Regions from separate parts of the Homo sapiens genome. Here all the other regions are linked to region 2. The links are chromatin loops, found by intact Hi-C in ENCODE. Cell type or tissue: heart right ventricle. All regions are shown on one strand. Each heading gives the region's core, and the rest is flanking DNA. Links, peaks and the distances in the headings are about the cores only.

What was found. A loop is a pair of places that touch in the nucleus more often than their neighbours do. Peaks named below come from ENCODE experiments on the same cell type or tissue, not always from the same donor. Only the 100,000 strongest peaks of a DNase experiment are listed, where the experiment ranks them.
Region 1: a loop joins it to region 2, with 2.3 times the contacts of the local background. A loop is called at or near these places in 58 of 110 quality-filtered maps.
Region 3: a loop joins it to region 2, with 4 times the contacts of the local background. A loop is called at or near these places in 58 of 110 quality-filtered maps.

The regions. Positions count from the first base shown.
Region 1 is chr19:2,280,303-2,284,386 of GRCh38, forward strand. PEAK3 (PEAK family member 3) reads right to left here and starts at 1,873. Exons shown (of 4, transcript NM_198532.3): 1 at 1,785-1,873; 2 at 548-633. The coding sequence starts at 629. RefSeq lists an enhancer at 1,589-1,728. In heart right ventricle, for the core only: no CTCF peak of the experiment used is centred there; a DNase peak (open chromatin) is centred at 1,959; H3K4me3 peaks cover 1,349 bases; H3K27ac peaks cover 924 bases; H3K27me3 peaks cover 286 bases.
Region 2 is chr19:2,389,400-2,393,483 of GRCh38, forward strand. It overlaps TMPRSS9 (transmembrane serine protease 9), which reads left to right. Exons shown (of 19, transcript NM_001395513.1): 2 at 362-528. The coding sequence starts at 387. Among named protein-coding and RNA genes, the nearest start is that of TMPRSS9, 31 kb to the left of the region's middle. In heart right ventricle, for the core only: a CTCF peak has its summit at 2,052 (motif pointing left); no DNase peak of the experiment used is centred there.
Region 3 is chr19:2,272,004-2,276,087 of GRCh38, forward strand. OAZ1 (ornithine decarboxylase antizyme 1) reads left to right here. Exons shown (of 5, transcript NM_004152.3): 4 at 732-817; 5 at 969-1,485. The coding sequence ends at 1,105. It overlaps PEAK3 (PEAK family member 3), which reads right to left. Exons shown (of 4, transcript NM_198532.3): 4 at 2,628-4,084. The coding sequence ends at 3,677. Among named protein-coding and RNA genes, the nearest start is that of OAZ1, 4.6 kb to the left of the region's middle. RefSeq lists enhancers at 534-593, 604-663, 2,104-2,243, 3,048-3,982 and silencers at 864-1,013, 1,474-1,723. In heart right ventricle, for the core only: CTCF peaks have their summits at 1,887 (motif pointing left), 2,090 and 3,258 (motif pointing right); DNase peaks (open chromatin) are centred at 1,868 and 3,258; H3K4me3 peaks cover 1,279 bases; H3K27ac peaks cover 2,179 bases.

The sequences.
Region 1 (4,084 bases), core at 414-2,913, 110 kb before region 2:
CCTCCTCCTTGGCCTCCCAAAGTGCTGGGATTAAAGGGTGGGATTACAGGCATGAGTTACCGTGCCCAGCCTCTCTCTCTTTTTAATGGTATATATTTTTTTCTATTTCATGGCTCACTGCAGCCTTGACCTCCTGGGCTCAAGGGATCCTCCCACCTCAGCTTCCCGAGCAGCTGGGACTGCAGGCTCTTGACACCATGTCCATCTCATTTTTTTTGTTTTGTAGAGATGGGGGGCGGGTCTCATTATATTGCCCAGGCCGGTCTTGAACTCCTGGCCTCAAGGGATCCACCTGCCTCAGCCTCCCAAGGTGCTGGGATTACAGGCGTGAGCCACCACGCCCCGCCCACCAACCCACAGGTTATTTTTCAGCCCTGGCCTACTCCGGGCCTTCCCGGAGGTCACTCATTTTACCAGCTGCTGCTGTTCCCAGAGGCCATGGTGCCCGGCAACCTCCTGCCGCTCCCTGCACCCACCTGCCGCTCCCTGCACCCCCCTGCCGCTCCCTGCACCCCCGCAGCCCAGGGCTCCCTGGGGAGCTGCTTACCAAGGTTGCTATACGTGGGCTGAGTCGACCAGGTGGGGTTGTCGGGCTCGGGGGGCTCTGTGGGGGGCTCCGGGCTGCTCATGTTGCTGGGGAAAGGTCAAACGGGGCGTGTGTGGGGTGACCGTGTGCACGCACAGGGCGACATGGGGAGGGGTCCGTGAGTGCTGGGGCCTGGGAGACCGTCGAGGCCTCCTGCTCCAGGGCCCTTGGTGAGAACAGGCGCACCCACACTCCACTCCCTTGTCCAGTTTTGACCCTGCTGTGTGATCCCGAGTGGGTTTCCTGTCCTCTCTGGGCCCCTGCTGTGTGATCCCGAGTGGGTTTCCTGTCCTCTCTGGGCCCCTGCTGTGTGATCCCGAGTGGGTTTCCTACTCTCTCTGGGCCCCTGCTGTGTGATTCTGAGTGGGTTTGCTGCCCTCTCTGGGGCCCTGCTGTGTGATCCTGAGTGGGTTTGCTGCCCTCTCTGGGCCCCTGATGTGTGATCCCGAGTGGGTTTCCTGCCCTCTCTGGGGCCCTGCTGTGTGATCCCGAGTGGGTTTCCTACTCTCTCTGGGCCCCTGCTGTGTGATTCTGAGTGGGTTTCCTGCCCTCTCTGGGGCCCTGCTGTGTGATCCCGAGTGGGTTTCCTACTCTCTCTGGGCCCCTGCTGTGTGATTCTGAGTGGGTTTGCTGCCCTCTCTGGGGCCCTGCTGTGTGATCCTGAGTGGGTTTGCTGCCCTCTCTGGGCCCCTGATGTGTGATCCCGAGTGGGTTTCCTGCCCTCTCTGGGGCCCTGCTGTGTGATCCCGAGTGGGTTTCCTGCCCTCTCTGGGGCCCTGCTGTGTGATCCCGAGTGGGTTTCCTACTCTCTCTGGGCCCCTGCTGTGTGATTCTGAGTGGGTTTCCTGCCCTCTCTGGGGCCCTGCTGTGTGATCCCGAGTGGGTTTCCTGCCCTCTCTGGGCCCACTTCCTCAATCATGAGGCAGGTCTGTCACCCATCAATTTTCCAGGCAGTGGGAAGGACCCCCCTCTGCACGTTTGGGATGGGGACAGAGTGTTCAGCCTGAGGACAGGCCTTTGGGGGTCAGTTGCGGGGGAGACAGTGTCCAGGGACCCAGGGATCCACACTCAGGCCTCATCCCCGAGGGCTCAGCCGTGCGGTTGCTGCCGGCAGCCAGGCCTCGACCCACCCCCGCCCAGATCCCAACCTCAAAAAGTGGCCGCTTCTGTCCAGCTCCCCGCTCCAGGAGCCCCCTACCTTCAAGACTGGCGTGCCCTCTGGGGGAGGAGGGGTCCGTGGGGACAAACTCCCAATGGCCACAGCCCCTGGCCTCGCAGGAGGGGTCTGACCTGGCGCCGGCAGCTGACAGGAAAACGTCCGGCCCACTGTCAGACCGCAGCCCGGGGTGGGGAGGGGACATTTCTGCAACACTTCCCCAGCAGCCGAGGCCGCCGCCTCCCCTGCCCGCCCGCAGAGGACAGGATGTAACCGGGAGGGAACAGCCTGGACAGAGACCAGGAGGTGGGATCTGAAAGTCAATAGCCCCAGGGCTGACAGCCGGGTGGGGGCAGTGGAAGGCCCCCCACAGCCTCAGAGGCCAGGCTGGGGTGCGGGGCAGTGGGGAGCCCTGTGAGATGGGGAGAGAGGGGCAGAGCTGGCCCACCGTAGGGGAGCGCACAGAACACGGTGGCGGCTGTCCCTGGAGAAGGTGCAAGTGGGGTCTGTGGGTTTCACTTCCCCGGGAACCACCTCCCCTCCTGCGGCAGCATCTGAGGAGCCCCCAGCGGCCCCCTGCCCCATCCCAGGGCCCCCGAATGTGGAGCGTGGGCGAGGACCCTCCCGGCTCTGCCGCGCCTCGCTGTGTGACTGCGGGCAAATCCCCACCCTCTCCGTGCTCCGGCGAAGAAAGAAGAGTGGCTCCCACATCCCGCCTGCTAACAGCCACGCCTGCTGGATTTTTCTTTGAAAAGATGGAATCGGCTCGTTTTCCCCCTTCCCCCTTCCTCACTGCCTCGATGCATTTATTTAGAAAAGACGTTTTAGATAAAATCACCATAAATGGAAAAATCAAGAATGGAAAAAACCCAAGGAAAAGCAGACGCGGGGTGAAATTCCAGCTGAACTGCGTGCCTGTCAAAACTGTCTTTTTCTTTGGAGACAGGGTCTCACACTGTTGCCCAGGCTGGAGCGCAGTGGTGCAATCCCAGCTCACTGCAGCCTGGAACGAGCTCCTGGGGCGATCCTCCCTCCTCGGCCTCCCAAAGTGCTAGGATCACAGGTGTGAGCCACCCTGCCCGGCCCCAAAGATGTTTTTGCTGCAAGGATTGAGTGTATTTTATGTGGGATCCCCGATCCCGTTTCCCTTAGGGAAAATGGGCCCAGAAAGAGTAGGGGCTCCATCCAGGGTCACGCAGCAGCTCGAGGCTGGGAGCAGAGGTCCACAGAGCCACTGCTGAGTCCCCCTGGCCTCCCCCAATCCCCTGAGAAGGGGCAGGAGGGGAAGGAGACTACATTTTTCTTATGAACTTCCCTTGAGTGGGTCCCATGCCACACTTTTTTTTCTTTGAGGCAGGGTCTAGCTCCGTCCCCTAGGCTGGAGTGCCGTGGTGTGATCATAGCTCACTGCAGCCTCCGCCTCCTGGGCTCAAGTGATTCTCCCACCTCAGCCTCCTGAGTAGCTGGGACCACTGGTGTGCACCACCATGCCTGGTTAATTTTTATTTTATTTATTTATTTTTGAGATGGAGTCTCACTCTGTTGTCCAGGCTGCAGTGCAGTGGCGCAATCTTGGCTGACTGCAACCTCCGCCTCCCGGGTTCAAGCAATTCTCCTGCCTCAGGCTCCCAAGTAGCTGGTACTACAGGCGTGCACCACCACACCTGGCTAATTTTTGTATTATTATTATTATTTTTAGTAGAGTTGGGGTTTCACCGTGTTGGCCAGCCTGGTCTCGAACTCCTGACCTCAGGTGACCTGCCCGCCTCAGCCTCCCAAAATGCTGGGATTACAGGCGTGAGCCACTGCGCCCGCCACAGAGTTTAAAATGATGCAAAGGCTGGGCACATGCCTGTAATCCCAGCACTTTGAGAGGCTGAGGTGGGTGGATCACTTGAGCCCAGGAGTTTGGTACCATCCTGGGCAACACAGTGAGACCCCATCTCTACAAAAAATAAAACATGAGCCTGGCACAGTGGCGTGTGCCTGTGGTCCCAGCTACTCAGAAGGCTGAGGTGGGGGCATTGCTTGAGTCCAGGAGGTCGAGGCTGCAGGGAGCTATGATCATAACACTGAACTCCAGCCTGGGCAACAGAGTGAGACCCTATCACAAAAATAAATCAATAATAAATAATAAAACAATGCAAAAACAGACAAACATGCACCTCAGTAATCAAGATAAACATCATTTTACTGAATGTTTCACAAAACCTAACCGGCAAACTATGGGCCGAGCCTCTGTTTTTGTCAATAAAGTTTTATTGGAACCCGGGTGGAGGAGCAGGGTAAGGCAAAGAGAAGCAGGGTTAAACAAGTGCAGATCAGATCCTGTCTTTATTTAA
Region 2 (4,084 bases), core at 1,022-3,521:
CGCTCTGTCACCCGGGCTGGAGTGCAGTAGCGTGATCTCGGTTCACTGCAGCCTCCGCCTCCCGGGTTCAAGCGATTCTCCTGCCTCAGCCTCCTGGGTAGCTGGATTACAGGTGTGCACCAACATGCCTGGCTAATTTTGGATTTTTAGTAGAGATGGGGTTTCTCCATGTTGGCCGGGCTGATCTGGAATTCCCGACCTCAAATCGTCCTCCTGCCTCAGCCTCCCAAAGTGCTGGGATGACAGGCGTGAGCCACCGCGCCCCGCCGTTTTTAAGGGTATAGTTGCAACCCTTGCTTATGGGAAGAGAAGCACCTTCAGCCTCTGACCCCGTGTTTCTGTCTTGCTGTGTGGCATCCAGCTCGCTGTCTGCGTGTCTCTGAGCCATGGAGCCCACTGTGGCTGACGTACACCTCGTGCCCAGGACAACCAAGGAAGTCCCCGCTCTGGATGCCGCGTGCTGTCGAGCGGCCAGCATTGGCGTGGTGGCCACCAGCCTTGTCGTCCTCACCCTGGGAGTCCTTTTGGGTAAGTGGCTATGGGATTGGCTGGGTTCGCAATACAAGGGACATGTGCAAAGTCACCGGGAAGTGACTTGATGGTGTCTCCTTGGCCATCTGGAATCAAAGGGCAGTGTCTAGGCGTGGAGATGAAGGCTGCCCTAGGCCAGGCGGGTGGGCGGGGAGTGGAGCAGATGAGTTCCTACGTGTGTCAGTTTTCCCGACTAAAGAAGCTCCCGAAGGAAGTTTTCACAGCTGGGGTGACAGAGAAACAGAGACAGGGAAATGACCTTGTTTTAAATTTTGGCAAATCAGCAAAATACCCAAAGTAGTTTTTTTTTTTGTTTTTTTTTTTTTTTGAGACGGAGTCTCTCTCTGTCGCCCAGGCTGGAGTGCAGTGGTGTGATATCTCGGCTCACTGCAAGCTCCACCTCCCGGGTTCACACCGTTCTCCTGTGTCAGCCTCCCCGAGTAGCTGGGACTACAGGCGCCCGCCACCACCCCCGGCTAATTTTTTGTATTTTTAGTAGAGACGGGGTTTCACCGTGTTAGCCAGGATGGTCTCGATCTCCTGACCTCATGATCCGCCCGCCTCAGCCTCCCAAAGTGCTGGGATTACAGGCATGAGCCACCGCGCCCGGCCCCAAAAGTATTTTTATAAAACCGAGCAACTGGGTTGGGCGTGGTGGCTCCCGCCTGTAATCCCAGCACTTTGGGAGGCTGAGGCGGGAGGACCATCGGAGCCCAGGAGTTTGAGAACAGCCTAGGCAACATGATAAAGCCCTGCCTCTACAGAAAATACAAAAAATTACCCAGGCGTGGTGGCACCTGCAGTCCCAGCTACTCAGGAGGCTGAGGCAGGAGAATCGCTTGAACCTGGGAGGCAGAGGTTGCAGTGAGCTGAGATCGCACCACTGCACTCCAGCCTGGGTGACAGAGTGAGACTCTATCTCAAAAAATAAAAACATAATAATAAATTTAAAATAAGGCCGGGTGCAGTGGCTCATACCTGTAATCTCAACTTTTTGGGAGGCTGAAGTGAGCAGATCATGAGGTCAGGAGTTCGAGACCACCCTGACCAACATGGTGAAACCCCATCTCTACTAAAAATACAAGAAAGAAAGAAAGAAAGAAAGGGAGGGAGGGAGGGAGGGAGGCAGGCAGGCAGGTAGGCAGGAAGGAAGGAAGATAGCTGAGCATGGTGGTGCACGCCTGTTATCCCAGCTACTTGGGAGGCTGAGGCAGGAGAATTGCTTGAGCCCAGGAGGAGGCAGAGATTGCAGTGAGCCGAGATCATGCCCTTGCAGTCCAGCCTGGGCAACAGAGCAATTCCATCTCAAAAAAAAAAAAAAAAAAAAAAGTTAATTTTAACATTTAAATGATGATAATAAACAGCAATTTGGGGAGAAATGCTCTCGTGTGGCAAAATAGTAAGTTCGCGATCCTATGAGAATCCTCCTAGGTTTTTTTTTTTCTTTTTTCTTTTTTTTAAAAAATATTTGTGGAACTTCTGGAAACTCCCAGAGCCAGACATGTTTGACTGAGGCCCTCTAGTGGCTGTAGGTACCAAGTACAATACAATTTGGGTTCCTCGTGTGAGTGTATTTGTGTGTTCATGAGTGTGTGCATGGTGCACACGTGTTCATTTGCATGCGTTTGTGCATGCATGTGTGTGTCTGCGTGTGTATCTATGTGTGCATGCGTGTGTGTGTGTGTGTGTCCATCACCTAGTGAGAGGCAGGGGCGGGGCAGAGTTTCTCATCTGCATTGTAACAAATACATTTTGGGAAAAACAGATAAATATAATTCCCATCAGGACCCCCCTGAAAGGAAAGGAAGTCTTTTTTTTTTTTTTTGAGATGGAGTCTCACTCTGTCTCCCAGGCGCGACAGAGTGCAGTGGCACAATCTCAGCTCATCACAACCTCCACCACCCAGGTTCAAGCGATTCTCCTGCCTCAGCCTCCTGGGTAGCTGAGATTACAGGTGTGTGCCACTACGCCGAGCTAATTTTTGTATTTTTAGTAGAGATAGGGTTTTGCCATATTGGCCAGGATGGTCTCAAACTGCTGACCTCAAGTGATCCACCTGCCTTGGCCTCCGAAAGTGCTGGGATTACAGACATGAGCCACCACGCCCCATCAGGAAGTCTTTCAAGAAGCACTTAAGGCCAAGTGTGGTGGCTCCTGCCTGTAATCCCAGCACTCTGGGAGGCTGAGGCAGGAGGATTGCTTGAGCTCAGGAGTTCGAGACCAACCTAGGCAACATAGCAAGACCCCATCTCTACAAAAAATTAAATAATGAAGACAAGAAACATTTAAAATTAAAATTTTATAATGTTTTCAGTGAAAATGAGTGGTTGTGCGTGCCAGTAGTCCCTGCTACTCGGGAGACTGAGGTGGGAGGATTGCTTGAGCCCAGGAGTTGGAGCCTGCAGTGAGCTATGATCACACCACTGCACTCCAGCTTGGGAGACAGAGTGACACCCTGATAAAAAATAAAAAAGAAAAAGAAAAAAGGACATGATGCCAGGCGTAGTGGCTCACGCCAGTAATCCCAGCTCTCTGGGACGCTGAAACGGGAGGATTGCTTGAGCCCAGGAGTTCCAGTTCAGCCTGGTAACATGGTGAAACCCTGTCTCTACAAAAAATGCAGAAAATTAGCCAGGGCCGGGCGAAGCCAGCTGGGCTCCTGAGTCGAGTGGGGACTTGAAGAATTGTTATGTCTAGCTGGAGGATTGTATATGCACCAGTGAACACTCTGTGTCTAGCTAATCTGGTGGGGACTTGGATAACTTTTATGTCTAACTAGAGGATTGTAAATGCACCAATAAGCACTCTGTGTCTAGCTCAAGGTTTATAAACACACCAATCAGTGCTCTGTGTCTAGCTAATCTAGTGGGGACTTGGAGAAATTTTAAGTCTAGCTAAAGGTTTGTAAATGCACCAATGAGCACCCTGTGTCTAGCTCAAGGTTTGCAAATGCACCAATCGCACCAATCAGTGTTCTGTGTCTAGCTAATCTAGTGGGGACTTGGAGAACTTTTGTGTCTAGCTAAAGATTTGTAAATGCACCAATCAGCACCCTGCGTCTAGCTCAGGGATTGTAAACACACCAATCAGCACCCTGTCAAAACGGACCAGTCAGCTCTCTGTAAAATGGACCAATCAGCGCTCTGTAAAATGGGCCAATCAGGAGGATGTGGGTGGGGCCAGATAAGGGAATAAAAGCGGACTGCTGGAGCCAGCAGCGGCAACCGGCTTGGGGACCTTTTCACAGTGTAGAGGATTTGTTTTTTAATTCTCTGCGAGAAATCTTGCTGCTGCTCACTCGTTGGGTGTGAGATGCTTTTATGAGCTGTAACACTCACTGTGAAGGTCTGCAGTTTCACTCCTGAGGCCAGCAAAACCACAAACCCACCAGGAGGAATGAACAACTCCAGACACGCTGCCTTAAGAGCTGCAACACTCCCTGGGAAGGTCTACAGCGTCACTCCTGAAGCAAGCAAGACCACGAACCCACCAGAAGGAAGAAATTCCGAACACATCCGAACATCAGCAAGAACAAACTCCGGACACACCATCT
Region 3 (4,084 bases), core at 918-3,417, 120 kb before region 2:
AGGTGAGGGGCAAGGACAGGCGGGGAGTGCTCACCCAGGGGAGCAGGGACCAGGTGCGGGTTGCTGCCCAAGGGGTGCAGGGACAGATGAGGGAGGGCACTGCCTTCAGGCAGCACATATGGGGGCCACCATCGCTTTGTTGGTGGGGACAGGGTCCCCCCTTTTTTTTTTTTTTGAGATGGAGTCTTGCTTTTGTTGCCCAGGCTGGAGTGCAGTGGCATGATCTTGGCTCACTGCAACCTCTGCCTTCCGGGTTCAAGCGATTCTCCTGCCTCAGCCTCCCGAGTAGCTGGGCTTACAGGCGCCCGCCACCGATGCCCAGCTAATTTTTGTGTTTTTAGTAGAGACGAGGTTTCGCTATGTTGGCCAGGCTGGTCTTGAACTCCTGACCTCGTGATCCGCCCACCTCGGCCTCCCAAAGTGCTGGGATTACAGGCGTGAGCTACCGCTCCCGGCCTGGGGTCCCTTTTTAAAAAGTGCACTCCAAATTCGTACCCTGGGATTCTACCCTCCAAGGGATGCCAGGCAGTGTCAGAGCTTTTCTGTCATGGGGCATGCACGTGGGTGGGTGCAGCGGTGCTGCTCAACACTGTGGTGTCAGGACGGCCCCACCCAGAGGACGATCTGGGCCCCAGGGGGACCCTGGAGTAGAGCGGGCCTCAGGGTAGCTGCTAAGGCCCAGGAGGTAGGCAGGTGGGTCGGGCCAGCCGAGACGCTGACACTCGCTGCAGCTTTGCAGTTCTCCTGGAGTTCGCTGAGGAGCAGCTGCGAGCCGACCATGTCTTCATTTGCTTCCACAAGAACCGCGAGGACAGAGGTAGGTGACCCGTATCGCCTGCAGTAGGGTGCGTGGGGGTGCCTGCGCCGCCCCTTCATTCTCAGCCCGCAGGCACGGTCTCCCTGCGGGGGTGGGGGGTGCGGGCGGGGGGTTCTGGTCGGCAGGGGTTCTGACGGCTTCTCCCCCGCAGCCGCCTTGCTCCGAACCTTCAGCTTTTTGGGCTTTGAGATTGTGAGACCGGGGCATCCCCTTGTCCCCAAGAGACCCGACGCTTGCTTCATGGCCTACACGTTCGAGAGAGAGTCTTCGGGAGAGGAGGAGGAGTAGGGCCGCCTCGGGGCTGGGCATCCGGCCCCTGGGGCCACCCCTTGTCAGCCGGGTGGGTAGGAACCGTAGACTCGCTCATCTCGCCTGGGTTTGTCCGCATGTTGTAATCGTGCAAATAAACGCTCACTCCGAATTAGCGGTGTATTTCTTGAAGTTTAATATTGTGTTTGTGATACTGAAGTATTTGCTTTAATTCTAAATAAAAATTTATATTTTACTTTTTTATTGCTGGTTTAAGATGATTCAGATTATCCTTGTACTTTGAGGAGAAGTTTCTTATTTGGAGTCTTTTGGAAACAGTCTTAGTCTTTTAACTTGGAAAGATGAGGTATTAATCCCCTCCATTGCTCTCCAAAAGCCAATAAAGTGATTACACCCGATGCACCTGGCTCTGTGGTGGTGACGCTGGGGACTGGTGGGAGGAGTGCCTGGGACCACAGAGGGCCCTGGGTGGAGGGGTCGCGGGGGATTTGGCACCCAGGCAGCTGCGGGACCCCTCCCACGGAGGAGACCCCCTGGGCTGGGAGGCCGGGCCCTCAGCTTGGCGCCAGCCTTGCCACTGCTCGCTTGAAGCCCCTTCCTGCCTCGCGTCCCCTTCCGCCCCAGCCTGGGCCTGCGCATGGGGATGTCTGTGCTCCCAACTCAACTTTTGAGTTCGCCGTGTTACTGGCCGCCCCTAGGGACCTGCAGCGCCGTTCGGGGCAGCAGCACTTCCGGCGGGGTCGTGGCCTGGAGCGCTTCCGGGTCTGCAACCCCGCCGTCTGCCCGGCCGCAGCGCCACCTGCCGGCCGCATCCGGGAGCGCCACCCGGAAAATCAGGGCCAGGCCTGGCCGGGAAACCGGCTGGAAAGAGGAGGAAAGGAGGAACTCGAAAAGATTGTAGACTTGGCGAGCGGGCCGGGGGGATATTCAGCCGTCTGAGCGGTGGTGGGGTCGGCCGGGAGGACAAACCTGGACACAGATACCCCCAGCTCATTTGGGCAGCGCAAATGCAGAGAAGGGGCATTAGAGCTGAGGCCATGCAGGATGAATAGGAGTATGAAGCAGAGTAGAGGGGGCTGTTTTCTGGTGTAAAAAACAACTTGGGCAAAGGCGTGGAGGCTGGAAAGTAACCTCCAGGGATGAACGACATGGGGTTGGAGACTCTGAGGAGACTTTGGAAGAGCCCTGTATGTATTCTGAGGCACTGGGGAGCCATGGGAGGTGTTTGAGCTGGAGAGGGACCTCATATCTGGGGTTGGAAAGATCCTCCCAGGACTGCCATGGGGAATGGAATGGAGGGGCAACTCTGAGTCTCCAGGAAGGAAGCCACAGGCAAGGGCAGTGCAGTGTGTCAGAGGCATAAAGGAAGACTCCATCCCCCTCCAGTGAGTCTCCTCTGTGCCTGTTTATTACATCATCCTGTGGTATTAAGTGAGCACCTACTGTGTGCCAAGCCTGGCCTTTGCCCCCAGGGAACTCACAGCCTTGTGGACAGTAACAGAGGAATAAATGCTCCTGAGAGTGGGCGGAGAACGCAGGGTAAGGAGCTAGCGATGGCCCAGAGTGGGCACCTTTATTTGTTTAGAGAAAGTGAAACTGTAGCCGGGCGCGGTGGCTCACGCCTGTAATCCCAGCACTTTGGGAGGCCGAGGCGGACGGATCACGAGGTCAGGAGATGGAGACCATCCTGGCTAACACGGAGAAACCCCGTCTCTACTAAAAATACAAAAAATTAGCCGGGCGTGGTGGCGGGCGCCTGTAGTCCCAGCTACTCGGGAGGCTGAGGCAGGAGAATGGCGTGAACCCGGGAGGCGGAGCTTGCAGTAAGCCGAGATCGTCTCAAAAAAAAAAAAAAAAAAAAAAGAAAAAGAAAGTGGAACTGGAACAGTATGGCAGAGGGAACAGCCTACACAAATGCTTGGGGGCGCGAAAGAAGTTGGTGTGTCACGGAGGAACAGGGAGGGAGGCAGGGTGGGCGCAGAGGGATTGAGGGGAGGTGGCAGGGAACCGCGGGGACTGTTTTAGGGAAGGTGAGTCCAGACCCCGCTGAGATGAGCTGGGTGTCTAAGGTCCCAGGGAGCCTTCCCTTCCCGTGACACCACCAAGCAATTCTCCACCAGGGACAGGGGCATTCACATGCCCAAAATCACTGGCCATCTTCAGCACAAGGGGGTGCTCCAGAGCCAGGAATGCCTCTGGTCCCGGCATTGGCCTCTCATGGAGACAATGACAGAACCCACGCGGAAGAGCGCCCTGGCTGCTGGGGAAGGCAGAACACAGAGAGACATTGATCAGCGGGGTTGTCCACACCTGGAAGTGGCGTGGGGGCCCTGGCTTCAGAGAGCTGCTGCCCAACACAGGAGGCGCTGGCCAGCCCCCAGCCCTGGAGGGGCAGCTGCATTCCTGGGAAGCCCTTGACCCACATCCCCAGCACGGGAGGGGAGGCTCTGGAGTGGGGCATTGCTCTCTCTGCTGCGCTCCTGGACTCTGCAGGAAGAGGGTGTCTTGGCTATCATGGAGACGCTGACCTCAGCCCCAGCCCTGCCTCCTGGGCAGGCCTGGACCAGGTGTGTTCGCCCTGGGTTGGGGTCAGTCCCACAGCAGCGCCAGGGCCTGGCCCATCGAGGACTCGGTGGCCTCGGCCAGGTATTCGCAACACAGCCAGTCCTCGAGGCTGGGAGCTTCCCCACCTGCGGCCCGCTCTGCTAGGCGCAGGACCAGCAGCCCGCGGCGCACCCGCAGCCAGGGCCCGAGCGCTCGGAGCCAGGGACCAAGCGGTGCTCCGCGGCCGCGCAGCTCAGGCCCGGGCCCCCAGAGCAGCGCCTGCAGCGCGCCCCGCGTCCGGGACGCCGAGGGCCGCAAGCGGGTCAGCTGTGCTGCCAGGAGCTCCAGGCCCGCGGCCAAAGGCGTGGTCGAGGGCGCAGCAAGGCTGAGCAGCGCTCGGAGGAGGCTGCCCAGCTGCGGCGCGTGGGGGCCCGGGGATCCCGGGGGTCCAGG